3 separate regions of the Homo sapiens genome follow, and regions 2 and 3 are each linked to region 1. A link is a loop called in an ENCODE intact Hi-C map of the cell type or tissue named here. Cell type or tissue: endothelial cell of umbilical vein. All regions are shown on one strand. Region 1 has its middle 80 kb from the start of LINC02516. Region 2 has its middle 73 kb from the start of LINC02516. Region 3 overlaps LINC02516 (long intergenic non-protein coding RNA 2516).

What was found. Hi-C counts contacts between places; a loop is a spot of excess contacts. Peaks named below come from ENCODE experiments on the same cell type or tissue, not always from the same donor. Only the 100,000 strongest peaks of a DNase experiment are listed, where the experiment ranks them.
Region 2: it touches region 1 in a loop (7-fold over the local background); 2 of 110 quality-filtered maps call a loop at or near these places.
Region 3: it touches region 1 in a loop (2.0-fold over the local background); 2 of 110 quality-filtered maps call a loop at or near these places.

What each region holds. Positions count from the first base shown.
Region 1 is chr4:124,474,608-124,482,607 of GRCh38, reverse strand. No RefSeq gene overlaps it. Among named protein-coding and RNA genes, the nearest start is that of LINC02516, 80 kb to the left of the region's middle. In endothelial cell of umbilical vein, no CTCF peak of the experiment used is centred here; a DNase peak (open chromatin) is centred at 3,847; H3K27ac peaks cover 2,400 bases.
Region 2 is chr4:124,627,399-124,635,398 of GRCh38, reverse strand. No RefSeq gene overlaps it. Among named protein-coding and RNA genes, the nearest start is that of LINC02516, 73 kb to the right of the region's middle. RefSeq lists a silencer at 3,386-3,465. In endothelial cell of umbilical vein, no CTCF peak of the experiment used is centred here; a DNase peak (open chromatin) is centred at 3,508; H3K27ac peaks cover 1,714 bases.
Region 3 is chr4:124,523,272-124,531,271 of GRCh38, reverse strand. All of the region lies in intron 5 of LINC02516 (long intergenic non-protein coding RNA 2516), which reads left to right. Among named protein-coding and RNA genes, the nearest start is that of LINC02516, 31 kb to the left of the region's middle. In endothelial cell of umbilical vein, no CTCF peak of the experiment used is centred here; DNase peaks (open chromatin) are centred at 4,401 and 4,581; H3K27ac peaks cover 1,078 bases.

The DNA.
Region 1 (8,000 bases):
GTGCTTTTATTTGTAGACAATGATTGAGAGTCAGGTTTTAGTGGCTCCATTGGCTATTCATTGAAATAGCCCACCTGCCCTAATTATTGCCCAAGAAAACAATGACTTAACTAATTTCACTAATAAAGTGCCCTATAAATCTTCTAATACCACATGAGGTAAGAGACATGTATCCATGTTTGGACAGATGAGGACACAGAAAAGGTAGATAACTAGCTTAATGTCCCACTGCTTGTTTTATTTATTTTTTGAGATGGAATTTCGCTCTTGTTGCCCAGGTTGGAGTGCAATGGCTCGATCTCAGCTCACCGCCACCTCCGCCTTCCCCATTTAAGCAATTCTCCTGCCTCAGCCTCCCCAGTAGCTGGGATTACAGGCATGCACCACCACACCTGGCTAATTTTGTATTTTTAGTAGAGACGGGGTTTCTCCATGTTGGTCAGGCTGGTCTTGAACTCCCAACTTCAGGTGATCCGCCTGCCTCAGCCTCCCAAAGTGCCAGGATTAGAGGCGTGGGCCACTGCGCCTGGCTCCACTGCTCGTTTTAATAAGTTTGTAGGAGAGGATTGAAATGCATAATAATCATAAATACAAGTCAACATAAGGTGATGAGGACATTATTTTGCTAATTTTAGAGGAGCTGTTTCTTGCAATAAAAGCTTCTGAGTCAGAGAAGGATGATATTTCCCACTAGAGGGAATGGTGATGGGTAGATGGAAGTGGATGGAAGAGAACAGCACTGAGGCGTCATGTGCATGAGAATTGAGGGTGGGGGCTGGACACGATCCATAACAATTACTCTGTAGATGGTAAAAACCTCCAGATGATTTTTAAGAAGTCATGCTGAATAAAGTACCCTATAAATCCTCTGAGCTTTCCCTAAAGGAAAACTCACAGTAAAGATATATATTATTGCTCAAAGTTGTTTGACTGATAGTTCCTTACATGTGAATCAGTACAGAGATCAGGCCACAGGGCTGTTTCACTGTATGCCAGTCACATGAACATTGCTAACAGCATGTTGCCTGTAAAAAACAGTTTGGAAGTGAGAACACCCAAGTTACACTCCAGGTTCTGAGCAAGACATGTCCTCTTTCTGGGCCTGTGGTCTCATGAGAAGTTGGATTTTAAAACCTTGACAGAAGATTTCAGTGGCCATAGACAAGAAGAAAAGATAATCAGGCTAGTGACTCAGATCAGGGCTCATCTGGTGTGTGTTCTTTAATTTTCGTATTTTAGAATGCTCCCCTAATAAGCACCATATCTGAGCTGGAAAGACCCAAGCAGAGTCATCCCTATGCCTCCAGGGCTAGGCATAGTCATAGGAATATCATTTCTCCATTATAAAGTTCCAGTAGGAAAACACAATGGAATGAGGGTAAAGGACCACCTCTTCCAGGGATCTGGAAAGAATATGAAACAAGGGAAAGACGTGAGTCAAGTCTGCTTGACTCTGACTTTATAATATTATTCCCATCGAGTACATTTCTACGATGACACTAACAACAGCATTTTTTGTAGATATTATACTAAGCCTCCTTGCATTTGACCATGAATACTGCAAGATCTGGGGGCTTAGCAAAAGAGACTGTGTACACTGAGAGCCCATGCTGTGATGGACATGGTGCTACTCACTCATGGTGTCATGTGCTTTACTTACCTCTCAATTATTCTTTAATACTAAACACAGAAAGGGTAAGTAACTAGCTTAATGTCCCACTGCTTATAAGGTCAGATGTGATATAAAAACACTACCTTCTAGCCCTCAAGCCTGTGTGTGTTTGTTTTATATCATCCCATAAGAATGCTTTTCACATAAGGCTACTGCGTTAGTACCTATAGCGCCCACTGAGATTGTAAACTGAAGGAAAAGTTTATTAGGATACTATAGGATTAAAATTATCATGTACCTGTCAGTCAGATATTATACCCTGCTTGATGAAAAGGCACAGCAATTTTATTATGGAACAATATGAATAATTTATCACTACACAGTCATGTGTAAATATCATTCGTGCTTATTGCGTTAAATAAGATTTTCATGTCAGCCGCATCTAAGAACTATTCTCGAGCTCATTTCAATTTATGATCTTAGATGACCCTGCACAGTTATTTTAAAACCGTACAATCCAATAAATAAGTATATAGAGAAATTTCTTCCATGACCAGACTTTGAGAAGGAGGAAGGAAAAATCTCTGCACTATTTACATCTATATATCTCTAATTCTTAACACAGTGCCTGGAATCTTGGTGGTGACAAATATTTTGTTTTCATAAAGATAGAGGTTTGCCGGTTGCAGTGGCTCATACCTGTAATCCCAGCACTGTGGGAGGCCAAGGCCAGTGGATTGCTTGAGCTCAGGAGTTCAAGGCCAGCCTGAGCAACATAGCAAAACTCCATCTCTACAAAAAAAATTTAAATATTAGCTGAGCATGGCGGCACATGCCTATAGTCTGAGCTATTTCGGGGGCTGAGGTGATAGTATTGCTTGAACCGGGATGGTGGAGGTTGCAGTGAGCTGTTATTGTGCCACTGCACTCCAGCCTGGGTGACAGAGTGAGACCCTGCCTTAAAAAAAAAAAAAAAAAAAAAAAAAAAAAGTAGAGGTGGTGGTAGGGTGTGAGTGCATGTATTTTCTATCATGTTCTCTTAAATACGTTTAAATTAATGTCACTGAGAACAGATGCATTTGGTGAATAGCGTCTCACGTTAGGTAATCAGTACAGCAGTTTTTAAGAGTGAAGGCCCTGAAGTCAGACTGCCCGGATTTGAATCCCAGCTCTATGATTTAGGCAAGCCTGCTTGTTCCTTAGCCTGTGATGTGGGTTAATAATAGAACCAATGTTCTATCACAGAGTTTTTGTGAGGATAAAATGACTGATGCAAGTAAAATACTTAGCTGAGTGATTAAAACATGGTAGGCCTCAATAAATGTTCAATTTTTTATTAGGTGAAAGAATTAACCTTAGATTCACTGTTGGCCAAAGAAATGTCTCACAGTGCACTATCATTAAGGATATAGAGAAAAGTAACTTCTAGTCTGATCCAAAACATCATATTCTGCCCTTGTTTTCTGAACCCCATTTCTGAAAAAGAGACCATGGCAATGAGAAAAAAAAAATAGGGATTAAAGCATACTTTTAGGAATTATTACTTTTTCATTATTACTTCATTCTCCCTGATTTCTAAGTCGAACTAAACCCCAAACCTTCTCCAATCTTTTGATCAACTCTAAATTTAATCCTTTCCATTTTAGCTGGATTTGTTCTAAGAAAGGATTGTTGAATTTCAGAAGACAACTCAGTCTTCACTGAACATGAGGGTATTAGATTTTTTTTCTTTTCTTTTTCTTTAATTTCAGGGACTCCTCATATCAAAATATCATTCTGGAATTTGTGAAAGAATAAAAAGTAATATTTAAAACAAAAAGTGTCTGTCAAAAGTGATATGAGGTGGATACATTAATTAGCTTGATGAAATCTTTCTACAGTGTATACATAGATCAAAACATCACATTGTACCCCATACATATACACAATTAGTATCTGTCAACTGAGAAAAAAAAAAGTGATGTGGAGGTAAGGTGATAACTCCATGAATAGAAAAAAAATCTACCATGCTTTTAGCCTGTGATATGGGTTAATAGATGTATCAAGATGTAAAACAGCATCATTATCTTTTTATAAGAACCTCATGTTTCACAATGAGGAAATAAAGTACCCAAGAAAGCATTTTCCTGCCTAGAGTTTTTTATATAAATAAATATATTGCCCTTTTCCTGTTCTTCTCCACCAGAGTTAAACAATGGACACTTAGAAGGGAAATGATGTCAACACCCTTGATAAAAATCAAGCTATGCTGGAGGAAACACAATAGAAAAAAAACAGAGCTTTCTAGCTTCTGTAGTTTGTTATGGTAACTCCATGAACCTTTATTAAATGTAAAGCATAATTTCATTATAGCCCCATGCTGACTTAAGTTCACTATGGATGCACAGCTTTTGTATTCATATCTTTTAGCAAAGATAACTAGGATATCCAAAGCAAAGATAATTGTCTTTGGCAGCTAGAATTCGTAGCTTTGAATGTGTGTAACTCTTTTTTTTTTTTTTTTTTTTAAGTTTGAAATTTGACTAGCATTCCAATGCATTTCATAGCTATTCATTCTGGGAAAGGCCATTTCTGCAGAGTTTACAGAATGATTGTGGAAAATATCTTGAAGACCATTTATCAGTTTAATGATACCAAATAAATGCTTGGCAGAACATCCAGACTATAGATAAAAGATAGTATAAAATATGTGAAGATTGCAAATTTGCCAGTGGCAAATTTGCAGTGTTAGAGTGGGATGTATTGCAAATTAATCTTATTTTCAAGGAAGTGATTTCTTCCATGAATGTTCTAGTTCGTTGAATGAGCATAGAGCTAGATAACCTATTTTGCCGGTTCAGAAAACCAAGGTCAAATCTCTTTTTAGTCTTTAAGTTAATGTCTTGACTCCTCTCCTGCTCTTGTGCAAACTGTTTTGAAGAATAAACTATTATAATAGTGATAAGCTTAACATATTTTGCCATCAATATTTCTGTTATTAACTGGATGTAGTAATTGAAGGAAGCCCTCCATTGTATCTGAAATGAACTGTTTAAAATCTTTCATATAATCCCCACAACAAAGATTTAATCCTGGTAGTCACTGCTGTTTTTCAGGCAGAACAATGATGTAACCATGTGTTATAAAGGGAGGAGAAGGACATTGTTTAAAATGAATAGTACCATAACATCACCAGAGGTGAGGTACCATCACTCACTCACCACAAGTCCGAAGTATCCAACTGGGAGATGTAAAATGCTTTACATACTAGAACTCTCTATTCTTCATTGCATGTGATATCAGAGGTCTTATTTTAATCAGAGCCCAGGCAGTATGGAGGACTCAGTCTCCACTACAATATAAGAACTCAAGGAAGCAATAAAGGTAAGAAAACTACACTCTGAGGAGCTCTTTGTGTTAGTTTAACCAGATCTTCCTTCTTTCCAGCAGTCTTAGGTCATACAGAGTCTAAAACACTGGTTCTCACGACAAAAATAAAATGAAATATTGTCTTTGAGATAACCTTGGAGATTGCTCAGCTGGCTCAATCCTTTCTACGCATGAAGACAACAGGGTACAAAATAATAATAACAGCAATAACTATACATAATAATAACTTATGTGATAAATGGATTTAGTCTATTTATATAATGAATGAATGAGCAGTTAAAAGGAATAAAGAAAAAAGTAAGGCTTAATTCATGTCACATTCTGAGACTAAATTCAATACATTGTCTCTTATCCTACCTTGTTTTTGAGCTCCTTCAATTTCTGTTAAATCAATATATAATTATTTAATTATAGCCTCATACAAAGAGAGAGGGAGCAACAGACTTCACTATTGGGTTTTTGCCTAATTTAATTATGACTGTTAAGTTTCAAATCAGAAAAACAAAACCTAAAATATATCTCAACGTGATAATAAGAAAATTGAAAGAGGGGAAAAAGAGTTTGTATTAGAGTTCTCTAGAGGGACAGAACTAATAGGATAGATAGGTATATAAAGGGGAGTTTATTAAGTATTAACTCACATGATCTCAAGGTCCCACAATAGGCCATCTGCAAGCTAAGGAGCAAGGAAAGTCAGTCTGAGTCCCAAAACTGAAGAACTTGGAGTATAATGTTATCCCAGCATGAGAGAAAGATGTAGGCCGGGAGGCTAGATCAGTCTCGTTTTTTTCACATTTTTCTGCCTGCTTTATATTCGCTGGCAGCTGATTAGATTGTGGCCACCAGATTAAAGGTGGGTCTTCCTTCCCCAACCCACTGACCCAAATGTTAATCTCCTTTGGCAACACCCTCACAGACACAAGCAGGGACAATACTTTGCATCCTTCAATCCAATCAAATTGACACTCCGTATTAACCATCACAAGTTTATCCCTTGTCAACTTGAACCCATACACATCTCCTGAGATCATACATAATCTTCAAATAAAGACAATAATAAGGTAATAATTATGCCTAACATAATACAACAATACTTTGTACAACCAGAAACACACCAATCCCTAACCAAAATACTATTACATAAAGTTAACAATACTTAAATGCTGAAATGAAATCAATAAATGAAATCACATAATAAAGAAAAAAAGAAAAGAAAAAAATTTTTAGTGCAAACGTATACACGCACAAACATATTTTTAACAAAAGAAGAATAAAATACTCATGACAATTACAGTCCTCATTTCTGCAGCTAGTCACGTGTTTATAGCTGGTATTGATGACTACCCTCTTCTAGTACCCATTCTGTGTTCCCTTTGCCTTCAGCAAACACCTCAGCAGGTAGTGTTTTTTTTTCTGGTGGAGTGACCCAAACCTTCATTTCTGAAGGGTCTGGGCCATATGTAGTCCTGCCTGGATTGGGTTGTTGTAGTTTCCCATTGACCTTAATCACAGAGCATGGTAATACACTAGGAGTGATGGTGAGTGGTGCCATGTCCACTTCCACCCCTCGATTCCTGGACCCATGAACCCTGTCTATGGGAGATACAGTACCATATATTGGATGCTGATTCAGAGCATACAAGGCCTTCTGGAGAACTTTGCCCCAGCCCTGCAAAGTATTGTCATCTAGTTGCCATTTTAATTGTGACTTCAAAAGGCCATTCCACCATTCTATCAATCCAGCTATTTCAGGATGATGGAGGAACATGGTAAGACCAGCAGATTCCATGAGCATGAGCCCACTGCCTCACTACTTTAGCTGTAAAGTGAGTGCCTCGGTCAGAGGCAACACTGTGTGGAATACCATGATGGTGGATAAAGCATTCCGTGAGCCCACAGATGGTAGTCCTGGCAGAAGCATTGTGTGCAGGATAGGCAAACCCATATCCAGAGTAAGTGTCTATTCAGGCAAGGACAAACCTCTGCCCTTTCAATGATAGAAGAGGTCCAACATAATCAACCTGCCACCAGGTAGCTGGCTGATCACCCCAAGGAATGGTGCCATATTGAGGACTCAGTATTGGTTTCTGCTGCTGAAAAACAGGACACTCAGCAGTGGCCATAGCCAAGTCAGCCTTTGTGAGCGGAAGTCCATGTTGCTGAGCCCATGCATAACCTCCCTCCCTGCCACCATGGCCACTTTGTTCATGAGCCCATTGAGCGATGACAGGGGTGGCTGGGGAAAGAGGCTGAGTGGTGCCAACAGAACAGGTCATCCCATCCTATCCACCTGATTATTAAAATCTTCCTCTGCTGTGGTCACCTGTTGGTGAGCACTCACATGGGAAACAAATATCTTCACAGTTTTTGACCACTCAGAAAGATCTATCCACATAACTCTTCCCCAAATTTCTTTGTCACCAATTTATCAATCATGCTTCTTTTAAGTTCCTGACCATCCAACCAAACCATTGGCTACTGCCCATGAATCAGTATATAATTGCACATCTGGCCATTTCTCCATCCATGCAAAGTGCACAACCAGGTGCACTGCTAGAAGTTCTGCCCACTGGAAAGATTTTCCTTCACTGCTGTCCTTCAGAGATGTCCTAGAAAGGGGCTGTAGTGCTGCAGCTGTCCACTTTCTGCATATTGTGCAGAACCATGTGTGAACCAGGCCCTACCTAGTCTTCTCCTCCTCTGTGAACTGATCATAGGGAACTCCTCATGAGGCCATCAGTGCAGGCTGGGGGAAAGAAGGCAGGGTGGCAGAAGTGGAGACCATGAACATTTGAGACACTTTCTCATGTAACTTACTCATGCCTTCAGGACCTGCTTGAGTTTGATCACGTATATACTACTTCCATTTGATGATGGAATGCTGCTGTGCATGACCCACTTTATGGCTAGGTGGGTCAGAAAGCACCTAGTTCATGATTGGCAGTTCAGGTCACATGGTGACTTGATGACCCATAGTCAAACGTTCAGTTTCTACCAAAGCCCAGTAACAGGCCAAGAG
Region 2 (8,000 bases), 150 kb before region 1:
GAGATTTGGGCAAGGACAGAAATCCAAATCATATCAGAATATCAGGAAAGATATAAGATGAAAATATGATAAGCTATTATGTATAAACAGATTTTGGAGTAAGGCTTTGATACAAATTCAATATCCTTACAGAAAAAAAAGCAATCTAAACAAAACGCTGACTACCAAACCAATCCACAACTGAAGGCGTTTTCATTCATTAAAACCACAACAATAAACTGTGTTCATACCTTTTCACAGGGATCCATCAATTAGCAAAGATAAATAAGGTTTAGTTAGCTGTCTTTCAGTGAATCTTGAGGATTAATGGTGCTGTGCTTTCTATTAGTATGAAACATAAATTCCATTCACTAAGAATTCAAATGCTAAGCTGGAAAATCTCCCACACCTACATGTGTGGTTTATTCCTGGCAAATTATCTTTGCATCATTGTTAATTTTTGCAGTACATGTACAAGAGCAAAACAAAGAAAAATTTAATTTCATAGGTTTCTGTAGGGGCCATTCTTTCGTAATTAAACTTTGGAGACATTTTTTAAAAAATAGCATGTGATGTATTAGAAAGATCACTGAGTTAGCACCCAGGAGACCTAGAAAGTAATCTACACTTTGCTGTTCTTCGTTCCACATTCCTTCCTGGCTACTGTTCTATTCATCTGTAAAAGAGAAATAATGATTCCTATTCTTCCAGCCGTTCATATGATTATGTGAAATATCTTCCCAAGCGTAAAATGAGAGATGCTATATCTAGATTTTAAATACTGGTGATTGTTAATACTGGAAAATTGATTGAAAATTATTTCTAGATTTTAATAAAATAAAAATGTTCAAAAGTAAATTTGAATAGTCATAAATTCCAGCATCTTCTCAATACCCAGGAGACATGAAATCTCAAACATTTACAAAGAAGAAAACAAGAAGGCTACAATGAGGAGAGAAAACTTAAAAATTATATTCAAATATTAAAAGTGAATATAATTGATTAATGATGGTATTTGATAATCTGTATCTTGTTCAGATTTGCCTCCCTATGACACTGGACTATGGCAATATGGTTTTGTGTTTCCAGAGTTCTATTTTTGTTCTATAATTCAGTATTTTATTGGCCTTTTGGAGAACTACAATTCATCATTTGGATTCCTACAGTTTACCTGTCACCGCTATATTTTCTTCCAGGTTAAGCTTGAGGTCCAAGCCCACTCTTCATACGACACAATGCACCACAAACATTTTCAAAACCCTAATTTTAATGTGCCTGAAAAAGGCCAATGTTCCCTGAAGAAAATAAGTCGGAATAGTAACAGTCAAGATCTTTAAACCTACTCTTTTTTTCCAAAATAGCCATGCATCTCCTTTACTATGGGACAGTATATGTTTTCATTGGTAACTGACACATGTGTTTCGAGAACATGTATTCCCCCAAAAGAAGGTTCCAGTATCATTTCTCATTCATGAATAGAAGAGTGACATGAAAGTTTAATTTCTAGAACCATAAAGCTTTGTTTCTAATCCCCCAAACATGCTTTTTCATGTCCATATGTTTCTCTTTAAAGTAAATACATTGCAGAGAAGTAAGAGAGAAAAGTACAGTAAAGGGAGAAACATGCATTTCGCCTAGAGCAATTTAATTCATCTAAACAAAGGCTGAGCTCCAAGCAAATGTAGCTTTGGAGATCAGAAGATAGCAGCTGCTGGCAAACAAGCAGGTTTTGGTAATTCACACTTGGGAGGGCCTGCTATGGCGGCTCAAGAGACCCCCTTGCTTTTGCCAATGGTTATTGAGCAATCAAAACATTTAGAATTCTCATGGATATTTGCCTAAAGCAGGTATGACCACACTGAGGTGTAAAGTAATGATTAGTTCATGACTAGAGGTGTTTCCCTGGTTTTTTTCTCAGTCTGTTTTGGATTATCCTTAATGGGAGCAAAGAACACAAAGGGTTTTCTAACATGTACAGAGCTGTATTTCTCACGGAATATTTGAGTATCTCCTTACATCAGAATCAGGTCATGGGCTGGGCAGTCAGGTTATGGTCTGTAAAATGAGCTCCTGAAAGTACCTGATTGTAGATTTATTACAAACTCCACATTCTAGTTTACTTTTGTATATTACTTATTTACAGAACTCTGCTGTACTCTGTTCTGCCACTCATAGATATGTGTTCACCCTAAAATTAATAATGAAGCCAAAATGGCTCTTGTGCCCAAACCCACTGCAATCCTATAGTGCTGAAAGCACCACATTAAGACTGCTCTCTTATCTTTATCCTTAATGCCCCAAGCTAATCTGAATATAAGTTCTTTTTGTTGGAGACTCTAAATTCAAATCAACTCTGCAGGGCCTGGAAGAAGAGGAGAGACAGGCCCATTTATACAGAATCTAAAATAAACTTGCTTTTTGGCTGAGAGAACAGGTTGATATGGTAGATCCTTCATCAGAATATGTGAGTACATATAGGTATTAAACATTTTAAGCTGGATGATACAGGTCCAGTTTAGTTAAAAATATCTCTGGAAAAAAATGTTATTCAGTCTTGAAATAACTTTGAAACCCTGCCTCCTACGAAGCATTTCTGTAGGACAACAGTAATGTATTTGCTTCAGATGGTTTCAGTAAAGCCTCATCAAAAGGTCATGCTAACCAGCCAAAGAGAAGCAAAGGCCCCACCAGGCCAGATCTAAGATCGCATAAAAGGAGGGTTATTCAATGGCCGAAGGAAATAAATATATTAATAATGAGTCTTCCGTTTGCACATGACAGAAATCCATTCAAATTATTCCCAAGACAGGGGACTTTATGGAAAGGCTGGATTGCCTAACCATAGAACAACAGAATGCAGCTTAGCCTGAGGGGCAGCTGAGGCCGGGAACTGGACATCCTCCTGACTGTCTCTCTTTTGTTCTCTCTAGATGTAAGGTTATTGTTTTATTGAAGAGCAGCTTCTTTCATAGGTTAGGGTCTTCAAATCTCATAATATTACCACTACAGAGGGATTTTCAGTCTTTTCAGTCTTCAAAGGGGAGTATCTAGATTGGCCCACCCTTGAATAAGTCAACTCTATCAAGGCAGGTAAAGTGTTATTGTCAGTTCCTGTTAGAACTTCAAGGTCTTAGGGGAAGAGGAGAACAGCATCCTAATGCAAAAGGGGTGCAGTTCCCAGGAAAAGGGTAAAACAAAACTGGAGGAAGTCAATACACCTTAGAATGGGAGAGATAAATGATTAGTTGTGCTTGAATTGAGAAACCTTGGCAAGGGAAACTGAGGGCAGAGGAGGATTTGGACTAATTTTTCTGGTAAATGGAGAAGGATAAGGCAGTATCTTGTTCAAGTGACTGTGACAAAAGCCTAGGAAATTATCAGGCTGATGAGATAAAGAGCAACATAGAGATTACTCTGCAGAAAGAGTTAAGGCCAATGAGCCATTCAAGCCTTGAGACTGTGATGACTCATGACTTCCTTCAGCTTCTGCTGGTCTTCAAAGAAACACAGCCTCAGGGTTAGTGGGGCCCTCTGCCAAGTTTCAAAAGTATTCCAGACTATAGTATCACTACTTTCTGCCTACTCACCTCTGTAAGCCATTCCCGGCTGAGGAAGTCAGAATTCCCTCATTTCCTCAACTCTAGGACAGGCTTTACTCTCAGCAAATTTAATTGAAAGAAAAATGCACTATTCTTTTTCTTTTCTCTTTTTAACCCATTAGGCCTTAAGACAAACAAAAGGCAAAGCAAAACAAAATTTTTTGAGTACTATTTTGCAAATTACTTCTATTCTGATATGGAACTTTATGAACCCTGACTTTTTTTTTTTAAAGAATTTATTCTGTCTTTTGTTTAGAAAATTCAGTGAATATATTTAGACCTAAATGTCTATTCAGGTCCTTTGTCTAGAGACAGATATTTTGTCTCTAATTATCATTCTGTCTTCATGTCTCTAATTTTTATTCTGTGACAATATATCAAAGAAGTCTTTTAATTTTTTTGAACTCCAGTTCTTTCAAGCATTTAGTAGAGCCAACACCTGCTCTTTATGCTCTTCTTAGGACACTTAGGTAATACAATAAAACAATACCATAAAAAAACGAACAAAACCCTTCTGTGTATCTCCTTAGAAGAAAAATAAGTTATTTCAGGATTTTTAAAAGAAATTCATTTAGGATTCCTTTTTAGCATTCCTTTTGTCAAAATACCTGTCTCTAGACAAAGAATCTGAGTCGACAGTTCTCCAAAGATTATATACAACTGGCCAACAAATACATAAAAAGATGCTCAACATTGCTAATCATTAGGGAAATGCAAATCAAAACCACAATGAAGTATCACCTCACACCTATTAGAACGGCTACCACCAAACAAAAGAAAACAAAACAAGACAATCAGAAAAAAACAGAAAATAAATGTTGGCAAGGATATGGAGAAATTGGAACCCTTGTGCATTTTTGGTAGGAATGTAAGACGGTACAGCTGCTATGGAAAACAGTATGGCAGTTTCTCAGAAGATTAAAACTAGAATTACCATATGATTAACAATTTTACTTCTGGATATATATCCAAAAGAATTGAAAGCAGGATCTCAAAGAGATATTTGCACACCCAAATTCATATCAGGACTATTTACAATAGCTAAAAGTGGAATCAATCAAGTGTCTATTGATGGATGAATGGATACATAAAATGTGGTGAATACAAACAAGAGAATATTATTCAGACTTAAAAAAGAAGAAAATTCTGATACACGCTACAACATGGATGAACCTTGAGGGCAATACGCTAAGTGAAATAAGCTAGTCACAAAAAGACAAAAACTTTACAATTTCATTTATATGCGGTATCTAGAATAGTTAGATTCATAGAAATAGAAAGTAAAATTGGTGTTTGACAGGGACTGGGAGAAGAGAATGGGGAGTTTTTGTTTAGTGGGTACAGAGTTTAGGTTCTACAGGATAAAAGCTTCCTGAGATTAGTTGCACAACAATGTGCATATACTTAACACTACTGGACTGTATATTTAGAAATCCTTAATATGGTAAATTTTATGTTCTGTGTTTTTAACTACCATAAAAATAATTTTTAAAAATAGCTCTAGAGATAGATTTATAGTTTTTTCATATTCCTTGGACTATAAATATTATTAGAATGTGTTGTTCTAAAAATATTTTGATTATTTAAGTAGTAATGTTTCTATTATTAGTTGATTTGACATAAAACAGATTTTTAAATTTCTTGTAATTTATACTAATTTATGCTGTATAATGTTTTCATCTAAAAATTACATTTAGGCAATTGTAGCTAACTTTATTACATTAACTTTTAAAAAACTATAGTGTTTATAAACACTACTAATTTCAAAATTGAATCTTTCCCTACATAATTCAGCTTTTAGAACATAAAAAATATGCATTTTAAACAGTGTTTAAATCAATCATAATTAATTACATTTCCAAATACATCTACTAAGCTGGGCCTTACAATTACAGAGCTAATTATGTTGAAAATGAAATTCCACTATCCCCCAGGCTTGCTCAGTTACTTCTGTGCTCTAATTTAGATACCCAGGGGTTTATTTGCTGCTAGGCAACACCTGATAAAAATAAGTATATGCATGAACAATTATATACCTATGAAGACATGCAAAAATAGTTTTATGTGAGAAAAAATATTATCTGCTTAACGTTTTGAATATTTTCTTGATTTTTATGTGTTTTTAGTACAACCAGGCAATATAGCCCTTGCCACAAATATAGACTGCAAAAGATCCTGGGTTTTCAAAAACTGAGGTTACAGTCAACCTTTAATGTATACTGAGGCACAAATTTCTCTATATCGAGGCATGAGAGATGTCAGCTAAGTAGGTGTCATTTTGTAGGTTGATAAGTTAAGACATTCTGTTAGAATTATTAACATAGTATGGCAGAATATTAGTATCTTAAGAGGTGGTCAACTACTAATCCTTCTAGAGAGGTGAAGTTTAATACTGGGTGTGGTACAGAACAACCGGGAGCTGGCTTCATGTCTCTAATTTTTATTCTGTGATAACATATCAGAGAAGTCCTTTAACTTTTTCGAATTCCAGTTCTTTCAAGCATTTATTTAGTAGAGCCAACACCTGCTTTTTATGCTCCTCCTAGGACACTTAGTTAATACAATAAAACAATACAATAACAAAAGAAACAAAACCCTTCTGTGTCTCTCCTTAGAAGAAAAAGAAGTTATTTCAGAATGTTTAAAAGAAATTCATTTAGGATTTCTTTTTTAAAAAACATTAGCACTAAGGTAGTGATCTACTATACAGAAGCAGCACTTTCAATGCAGTGGAAGAAATTGTTTCTTTTATGGTGTATTTCTGTAAGATCCAGGCTGTTAAAAAGTTCCAGACAGAAATAACACTTTATCACACTTGGTTAAACTGAATTTTTGTACTTTGGTTTCTGAAAATCAAAACCTCTCATGATTGTATTTAAACATCTTTAATAAAAGTGGGCTTACATGAAGTAAAGCAGTATGAAGAAATATGATAAAAACAAAATGTGTGTGCATATAATCTCTAAAGAGATTAGAGATGAAGTTAAGATCAGAGTCGTCTTTTTATTAAATATAAAACCATAGAATCAAACAATAATTGAATTTCTGTAATAAATGTTTCATATATCAAAGCATTATAACTTTTGGTGCTCAAATGTCTTCTACTTCTGGCATGTTCTATTATGGAATTATTAATTTGAAACAGGCAGATAATCTTGAATGTCATACTTTAGAAAAATACAAATATGGCCAGGCATGGTGTCTCATTCCTGTAATCCCAGCAGTTTGGGAGGCCGAGGTGGGCAGATCACTCAGGGTCAGGAGTTCAAGACTAGCCTGGCCAGCAGGGTGAAACTCTGTTTGTACTAAAAATGCTAAAAATAGCTGGGTGTGGTGGTGGGCATCTGTAATCCCAGCTACTTGGGAGGCTGAGGCAGGAGAATTGCTTGAACTTGGGAGGCGGAGGTTGCACTGAGTTGAGATCCCACCACTGCACTCCAGCCTGGACAACAGAGTGAGACTCCATCTCAGAAAAAAAGAAAAAAAAAACAAATATTAGGTCAATAAAATAATCTGTATTTTAAAATTTCTTTGGAATTATAACCAATTTGATCAAAAGATATAGATATTGAAAATATGTCAATATATTATATTATAAATGTTAGATAAACCATTCATTATTTAGTCTTCTAATACAACTGAAAATGCTCAGTTACAATTTCATTGATTTACTCACATTCATTGATTATTTCTCCTCTCAATACTGGGAAGGCTGGAATGATCTTTTGTTAGCATATACTAGCAATTCGATTATTTGTAAAACTAGTTCTTTTTTAATTATGTAGGTTTGTATATGGAAAGTAAATTTTCAGACCCAAGTGTGTTGGTGACAGAAATGTCACTTACTTGGATGTTTATGGATTTCTTGTTAAAAACCGTGTGGACAATCTTTTATTTTATTTATTTATTTTTTTTATTTTTCCTCTCTTTAAATTGATTCTGATGAACCCAGTTCTATTTTCTTTACCTCTGAAGTGTCTTGCTAGGTATATGGAGAAGATAAGAGGAACAATGGAACCCAAACTCTTCACTGGTCATCATGGGTCCAGTTCTGCTATAAGTTATTATCTATGACAGCAGGATGAGAAATAAAGAGCAAGGTGTAGTAAAGGACACAAGAGTCTAGTCACAGAGGAAGAACCGAAAGATAAATACTTTTGTGTTAATTATTTCACTTCCTGGTGACTGGCTTATTGTAACCAATGCTTCATTCTTCATCCCCCACCACCTTACTCCCTAGAACTGAGGAAGATCTGATGTTCCCTATGCCCAATTAATAGTTTTATTTTAAAAATGTCATCAAAGTAGACATATGTTCAATAAAAGTTGGTTACAATATTCTGAGAAATTACAAAGAGTGAGTCTTCACATCGTGGCAGAACCAGGATGATTTAAAGGCTTACTTACTAATTCACCACAATT
Region 3 (8,000 bases), 49 kb before region 1:
GAAGCATGGAAATCTGAATCTATTATACACTGATTCCTATACAAATATAAGTAAATGTACTTTTGAAATGATACATCTCTCTCTGGAGAAAGCTTCTGATTGGTATGCTATTGGGCACTGTCAATGGCTTTGTCTTGCTAAGTGTTTACATCAGTAACTTAGATGTACATGCATAGGACATTCTTATCAAATATAGGCTGGATACAAAGCTGGAAGTGCCAAAGAATAAGATACTCTACCTACTGCAGGCATTTAACATAAATAGATGCAATTGACTAAGCAGGGATAAATTAAAAGTCCTGTGTTTATAAGCAAAGAATCCAATTTCACAAGTATACAACATGTGAGTCATAGCTTAGCGTGTTTGGATGCAATGCTGATAGATCACACAGCAACATTAAGCAGAGTACGAAAGTCCAGATTCCACAACCTAACTTGAGAACTGTGGTGACATCGTAACCGACCCAGAGGCAAACATGAACTTCAAACCATCAAAACATCAAAGCACAGTCTCCAGAGGGAATGGCAAACCCAAGCCTATTTATTTTTTTAAAAATGGCCCCTCAGGCTTTTTCTGAACTATGTACAAGGCAGAGGAAGAGCCAGGCCAGTGGTGGGATACCTAGGGGACAGGTAGGTACAGTCTGCAGAAAAGGGCTGGCCAGAAAGTTAGGCACTCATTCCATTCACCGAAGTTCCAGATAGGGTCACAGTCCTTAAAAACTAGCTTAGGATATTGGCATAGTAACACCACAATGCAAAAGAAATCAAAACCTGTTTATATAAGTAGGGCCAGTGAGAGTGATGGAATTTTGAAACCTGCAACTTAAAAATTGCACACAAAGTAACCCGGTGTCACCTCTGGGTGAGCAGTAAAAATAACAACAGCAACAAGAGCAATTATTTCTCTTTTTTGGCTGTTACTGTGTGCTAGGCATTCTACTAGGTAATTTTACATTTGTTACCTAATTATTGCTCACAATAATAGTAGAAGATAAGCATGAGATTCTCCATTTGCATGTTAGAAAGATGAGATTAAGTAACATGCCCAAGAATTCACAGCTCTAGCACACCCAGGATTCATTTGGTCTGCATGGTTCCATGAACTTTCTAGTACGCATTACGGTCTGTATCTGATTAGCCAAAATTGAACTCATGTGATGACTTAGAAGCCTGGCACCATGACTAGACTTCCAGATTCTCGATCTGAATAAGTGACTTAGTTGTGAGCCTCATAGGCAGGCAGAAAAGCACAAATCCTTAGGAATAAGGTAGATTTGAACAAGCAAATTGAGGACCTCAGTGACTTTTCATGGAGTAGCTGAGGAAAGATAAAAAACATTTTCTCCACCAAGAAAAATATAAAGAAAAGACATGGCTAATTGTCAGTATCTGTAAAATAAACTTGAATGCAAAACCAGTGAGCTTTACATGCACTAAGTCTGTGTTAAGGTGCTTTAAAAAGCACATGTGAAATTAGTGCTCATTAACAGAAGAATTAGTGAGCTACACTAAGGAAAGTCATGCACAGACCCTGCTGAATTCCTATTCAATACCCATTCTCAGACAGTTTTCCTTGTGATTGTAACTCCATCTTAGTTGATGGTAGAAATGCATCTTACTAAAAGCTAGGTTTCCCCGCCTTTTTTGAAAATGTGGGCATATAACATGGGTCTGGTCACAGACAGTTGTAGGTGCAGATCTGGGCATGTTTAGGAAAGTTTGCCTTTCAGTATAGCCACAGTATTGAATATAGTTTCCAATATAGGCACAACTGCTGTCCCATTATTTTCCTCTTCCTCCTTCTTGGAATGCAGATGTGAAAGAATGGCCAGTCATCCCATGGCCATTAGATGCCTTGTGAAGGTAAAAATCACATCCAAAGGATAGTGATCCTTGGATAGAAGGAGCTTACTGGATATTAATGGCATTGAGAAATTGTTGCATCAGCTCTGGGTTGCCTTAATATGAAACATCTTGTTAAGTGAAAACTCTTTTTAAACCACTAGAGTTATATTTCTGCTGAATTGAGAGAATCTCTAGCGAACAGTTAGGGAAGGATTTCTAGGATCAAAATTTTTAATGAGGAATTTGAAAAAGATACCCTATTGTCTTTTAGGGTCAAGTGTTCCCAATAAAGAAAAAAACGTTGGTTGTTGAGCCTGTATTTTTTAGGCTCCTCAAAAGCATTTCAAATTCTCCTTTTGTCATTATTGTTTTGAAATGTCTTAAAAATGTTTAAGGGAATATATCCTTATTTATGTTGTGTGGCTCTTAGCACGTCATTTTAAATCAAATACTTAGGTCTTATTTAAGTCTTAAGAATTATTTCCTCCTTTCATATCCAGCCTAGTTCAAGCCTTCTGGATCACCCTTAAGTGAATACTGAAATTTTCTAATCTAGCCACAAAGTCAATTAAGCCTTCCTCATATTTTGCGTCCCTTCTTGTTGATTATTTGTTAGCTTTAACTCTGTATTCTGAGACTTCCTTGACTGATTCTTATAACATATGAATTCTCTTCTCAGCTACATTCATGCTGCTCTTGTCTGCTAATAAGCATTTATTATGGAAATCAAACGAATTTACAATGTCTATAGCTGATGTATTTTTGTGGATGCAGTAGATTCTCAGTCTCTCTAATGATATCATTTGGAAATCTGTTTATTCCTATCGACTACATTTCTTTTATGTTGTTCAGTTTGTTCAGTTTAATACTTTTGTGGTATTACTTTTCCTCAAACATTTGGTGATTTGTGGTGTTCTGGCCATCTTTATACTGGAAGATTCCTAATGCTGATCGTGGATGGATGTCAGTTCTGAGGGTTGTTTGAATGGAAGGGCAGTCAGAGCAGGCTGCTGATCGCGCTGACCTTGGCTTCATTTGATCTCTTCTAAGAATTTGAAGTGGGAAATAAGATGGTTGTATTTGTTTTTTATGCCCTCATGATGCAATATTCTAAATGGATTATCTAATAAAGTTCCATCTTGAGAACTAATGAATTCTGTGTGACTGAAATAATTGAAAGATAGGTTTCACAGCAATTTGTTGATAAGCTTTTCCTAGGCATTTAGGAACCAAGAAAAACAAAAGAAAAGAACAAAGGGTAATATTTAAAACCTAGGATTGAATCCCAATTTTTCCCAATTAATTGCCCTTTTACAAGTCAACCTATCTCCTCTGAATCTTTGTAAATCTGTAAAAAGAAAATTATAATTCCTAACTGAAGAATTAGCTCTGATAATAAACTAATATATATAAACAAATCTGGATTTTAATAGCAAACTTAAATTATAATTATATAAATTATAATTATATATTATATAATGAAATTATAATTCCTAATATTAGTATGATGCTAAAAAATTCATGAACCATAAGACAGTTAGCCAAGATTATAAGCAGAAGGAACAAACATTCCAACTTTCCTTGATCTTGATCAGTCTTGGTTTATACCTGTTTCTCTAGGAAAGTTTTATTAGCTCATTCTTTCATTCAACAAAGTATCATGGTTTGAAAGACTATGCATTATATGGTAATCTTAGCATTCAATACCCCTGAGCTTCTGTGATTCAAATATCTTTAGTAAGACTTTGTCTATAAGAGTTGAACCAGCCTTGTTCCTAAGCAAGTACAGCCATATAACTTCTAATTGGAGAATGTGTGGGAGCAGCTAAGTGCTCAGGTGTCCAATCGGACAAGCATAGATTGGAATTTGGACTTCCGTGTGTATCAGCTCTATGAACTTTGACCAGGACTCAATCTTTCTGAGCCCCCATTTCCCCGTCAGTAAAATGGAGATTTATAAAATGGTTTGAAGACAAATGAGCTAATTTTGTTACACATTGTTTGGCATATATTAAATGGTATAGCTATTTTCTACAAAAGACAGAACACAGTATGGAATTTGTTGTAGATTTTGGCACTTTTTTATTTGTGCAAGTTAATTTTGGTATCCACATTTGGATTACACTGTTTTTATACCCATGTGAAGTAGATCACACCTTTCCAACTGATTAATGCCGTTTTAGAATACACATACTATTATTTTGAGAGGAAAAATAATGGTAGTAGTCTGATCGTCATGTTCATAAGGGAAAAAAGAGAAGCTGAAGTGTGTGTCTACCAAAGCCCAAACGTTTCCACTGCTGCTCAATTCACAACCCAGATGAGATTGAAACAGCAGGGTCATTAGGGTCTCCAAAGGAAGAAAATTCCATGTTTATTTCTGATTTATTGATTTCTTCCATTATTCCAGCTTCTGGGTTTAAAATGTTAGTGAGTGAAATGGTTTTGTTGACATTTCCAATAGAGGTCCCATGACCTCAACGTTGCACACTATTTAAACAGGAAATATACCCTTTTAGCACTGAAGTAAACACAACTGGCGATGAACCACCCGCAGGCAGCTTTCTAACAAAGCCCCTCAAACCTGCCTGACTTTCCTGCCACATGGGCCAAGGAAGGCAAACATAGCCATGAGAAGAAAAAGCTGACTCTCATTCCCATTTGAACCAACCACTCATATTTTCAATTCGTAGATTTTTGATAAATGTCATTGCCCCAAGGTCACCCCCAGGGTGTTGAGACTTTTATCTTGCCAGTCATCCTAGTTATTTTTCTTTCTCTTCCTTTTAAGAAGTTTTTATCCCTAATTTTCACATGTTGTTTATTAACAAAACATGTACAAGGAATGCAGACTCTATATTTCAAACATTTCTAGGCTTCAAGGATGGGAGAAGAATTAAACAAGGGAGAAGGCTGGCTTCCAGCAATAACACAGCTTTAACAAATACATGAAATATTTATAGAACACATAAAGAACAAAGGAAATGGAGCACTTCCTCGGTATATGATTTCTCTCAGTGTTTCTGTCGACCTGGTCTTTTGCCACTACTTTTTTTCCCCCTGAGATACCTGTTGAGCAACAAAGAGTGAGATGTACCTGGTCAATGTACTTTCAACATACCGTCTCTCCGATTTTGTAAAGGAAGAATCTCAGATGCTAATGATGATTGAATTAACATTTTCATTCTGAGAACATTGTTTTTTGGAGGAAATACACTGAGAAATCAAGGCCTCTAGTAAGTTGTAACTATTTGAGAAACCATCTAATTTTAACCTAGATTTTCAAGAACAACAACAAAAACTGCTAAAATATTTCGATTGCTATAGGAGAAGACACATAAATTGAGAAACTGGCAGGGTGATTTTCTCAAAGTAAAAAAGAAAGTGTCTTCATACTTACAGTCCATTCCTAGGGTTGCTCTTACTTCCCTAGAACTTAGTTTAACAGTTTTGCAAGCAGAATTATTTATTTAATTGACCACAGAAATTTTCATTATTTTTGTAATGAGAAAGAGAAATGGAGAGCATATTAGAGATCTGCTTCTGGGGTAAAAACTGATATATAACACCTAATATATAGCATTAATGGGTGTTGTTACTGAAACTGGAGAGTTCCCTGGCTCCCCTTGCAGGGCCTGTGACAGGGGTGTGGCTCTCTACACCACCACTGTGAGCTCAAACCCCTTTCAGGAGCGGGAACATGCAGATGAGCAGGTGCGGGAGCCAGGGCAAGCGCTTTGGGGTCTGGCCCCATGGTAGTGTCTAATGGTGGGTGCCTGTGACCCCAGCGTTACAGTGCTCTTTTAGCTCTGCTGTCCACAGACTGCTTAAGTGTTAACCAGCTCAGTGCCCCCTCTGCTTTTCTGTAATGGGCCAGTGTGACATTTTCTGTGTCATGAGCTCTTGTCCAGTGTCCCCAGGAGTATCGAGTCGCACACAGACTTGAAGGGTGGTGAATGTCGGGGCTTTATTGAGTGGTGGAGGTGGCTCTCAGTGGGATGCATGGGAGCTAGAAGGGGGATGGAGTGGGATCTTCCCCTGGAGTTTGGCTGTCCAGCAGCCGAACTCCTCTCTGACTGCTCCAGCCGAACTTCTTTTGGTTCTCAGACGCTCCTTCTCTTTCTCTGCTGCGCCGTTCTGCTGTTCATTTGCTTGTCTCCTTGTCTCCTCATCTCCCTCTAGGGCCTGGGGTTCATCGTTGATATAGGTACAGGATAGGGGGTGTGGTTGGCCAAAAGGCAACTTTTATAGCACAAAAACAGGATAGCCTGTCCTTATTTAGGGCTGCAGGTATCCGGGATTGAGAGTGGGGCCTTTGCCGAGGAACTGCCCTCTTCTACCTAGTATTTCTCTGTCGCCTGTTCGTATAATTACCACACATAATTCCCCATATAACTTGATCAAACTTACATCACTTGCTTTATCTTTCCAACACTTGGGTCCTGCATTTGTGCAGTGTCATTGAAGTGCTATTTATACTTAATAATTGATTTTTACAATGCTATTTTACATCCATTGTACCAGGAGCTGTGCTAAGTGTTTTACATAAAATATCCCATTTCATATTCATAGTAGCCCTTTGATTTTGGTAAAAATATCAAATATAAGAACACCAAGATTTGAGAAACCCAGGTGATTCTACCAAGCCGGAAGGAAGAGAGTCTTAGATCCCCCTGGATGTTCTCACTCTGCATGTATTCCCACCCCAGCTGGGACAATGGTGTCACTTTAGATTGTAGCATTTCCTGTTTCCTCTCCTCACAAAGTAAAATGTCATCATTGATTCAGAATAGTATTTTTGAGCATCGAATTTAACCTGTTCATTGTATGAGTGTGTGTGTGTGTGTGTGTGTGTGTGTGTGTGTGTGTGTGTGTTGGATATACTGGCTTAAGACAGTGGCCAGGTGTGGTAGCTCATGCCTATAATCCTGGCAAGGCAGGAGATGCCAAGGCAGGAAAATCACTTGAGCCCAGGAGTTTGAGGCCAGCCTGGGCAACATAGGGAGACCCCCTTTTCTACAAATAATAATAAACTAGCCAGGTATGGTGGTGCACGCCTGTAGTCCCAGCTACTCAGGAGGCTGAGGTGGGAGGATCGCTCAAGCCTGGGAGGTCGAGGCTGCAGTGAGTGGTGATCAGGCCACTGCACTCCAGTCTGGGCAACACAGCAAAACCTTGTCTGGAAAAAAAAAAGAGAGAGAGAGAGAGAGAGAGAGAGTAATAAGTATCAACATAGTGTAGATTCTGGAATCCATATGCAGCTATCAGTGGGAAACAGCCTCCTAGAGCCCCTTCTATTTTACAGCCCCCACTCCTCTTCCTCTGAAGACCTTGACTATGCTGCTCAGTTTGTTTGGGAGTAGATCATTTTTCACTTATAAACATTTCCTCCACATATGGTATTCAAATCATGGACTGTTACAAGAGATGTGTGTAAGCCAGGGCAGTAGTTTCAGAGAATCAAAAATAAGGCTTCATTTTAGCAAACAGCTTAGAGAAGAGCTCAGCATGGAAGAAAAGGTATTAGCTGTACACATGTTGAAATTGGAAAATTAGTTTAAATAAAGTAATTTTAAACAAATTTGGTTGACTGTGAGGACATGATAGTCTAAGTTACATTTCTGGATACATAAAAAATCTATTATAAACACATTCATGCAAAAAATACATACATACATATTCACCTATTTTTGAATTACTGTATTGTATGACCTAAGGAAATGTTACTTTTTTGATGGCAAAAAACTCCAAAAAGAACATTGTTTTAAATTTGGCAACCTACTTTCTCCTAACTCTATTAAAACTAGAAGATCCCTTTAACAATGCAATGTGTGTATATAATATGAGTGATCACATCTTTGTTCAGTTCAGTCTTTTCTCCTTATGCTTAGTCTCAACTCTGTCTTGAAAATAATAAAGAGCACATGTTAGCTGCCTGGAGCCAGTCGTCTAGGCGACTCCTATCATTTTTATATTATCGGTTTGCTGGGTGTAATTGGCATTTATATAAATAAACTTCCACCTCATACCTCCTTTCCTTTTAAGGCTCAGATTAAAAAGTTCTGCTCCTTCGTGGACCTTTCCAGAACCCCAAGACCTATTACCCTTTCTAACCTTCAGTTCCCACAGCAGCTGTTGATACCTCTTTAAGA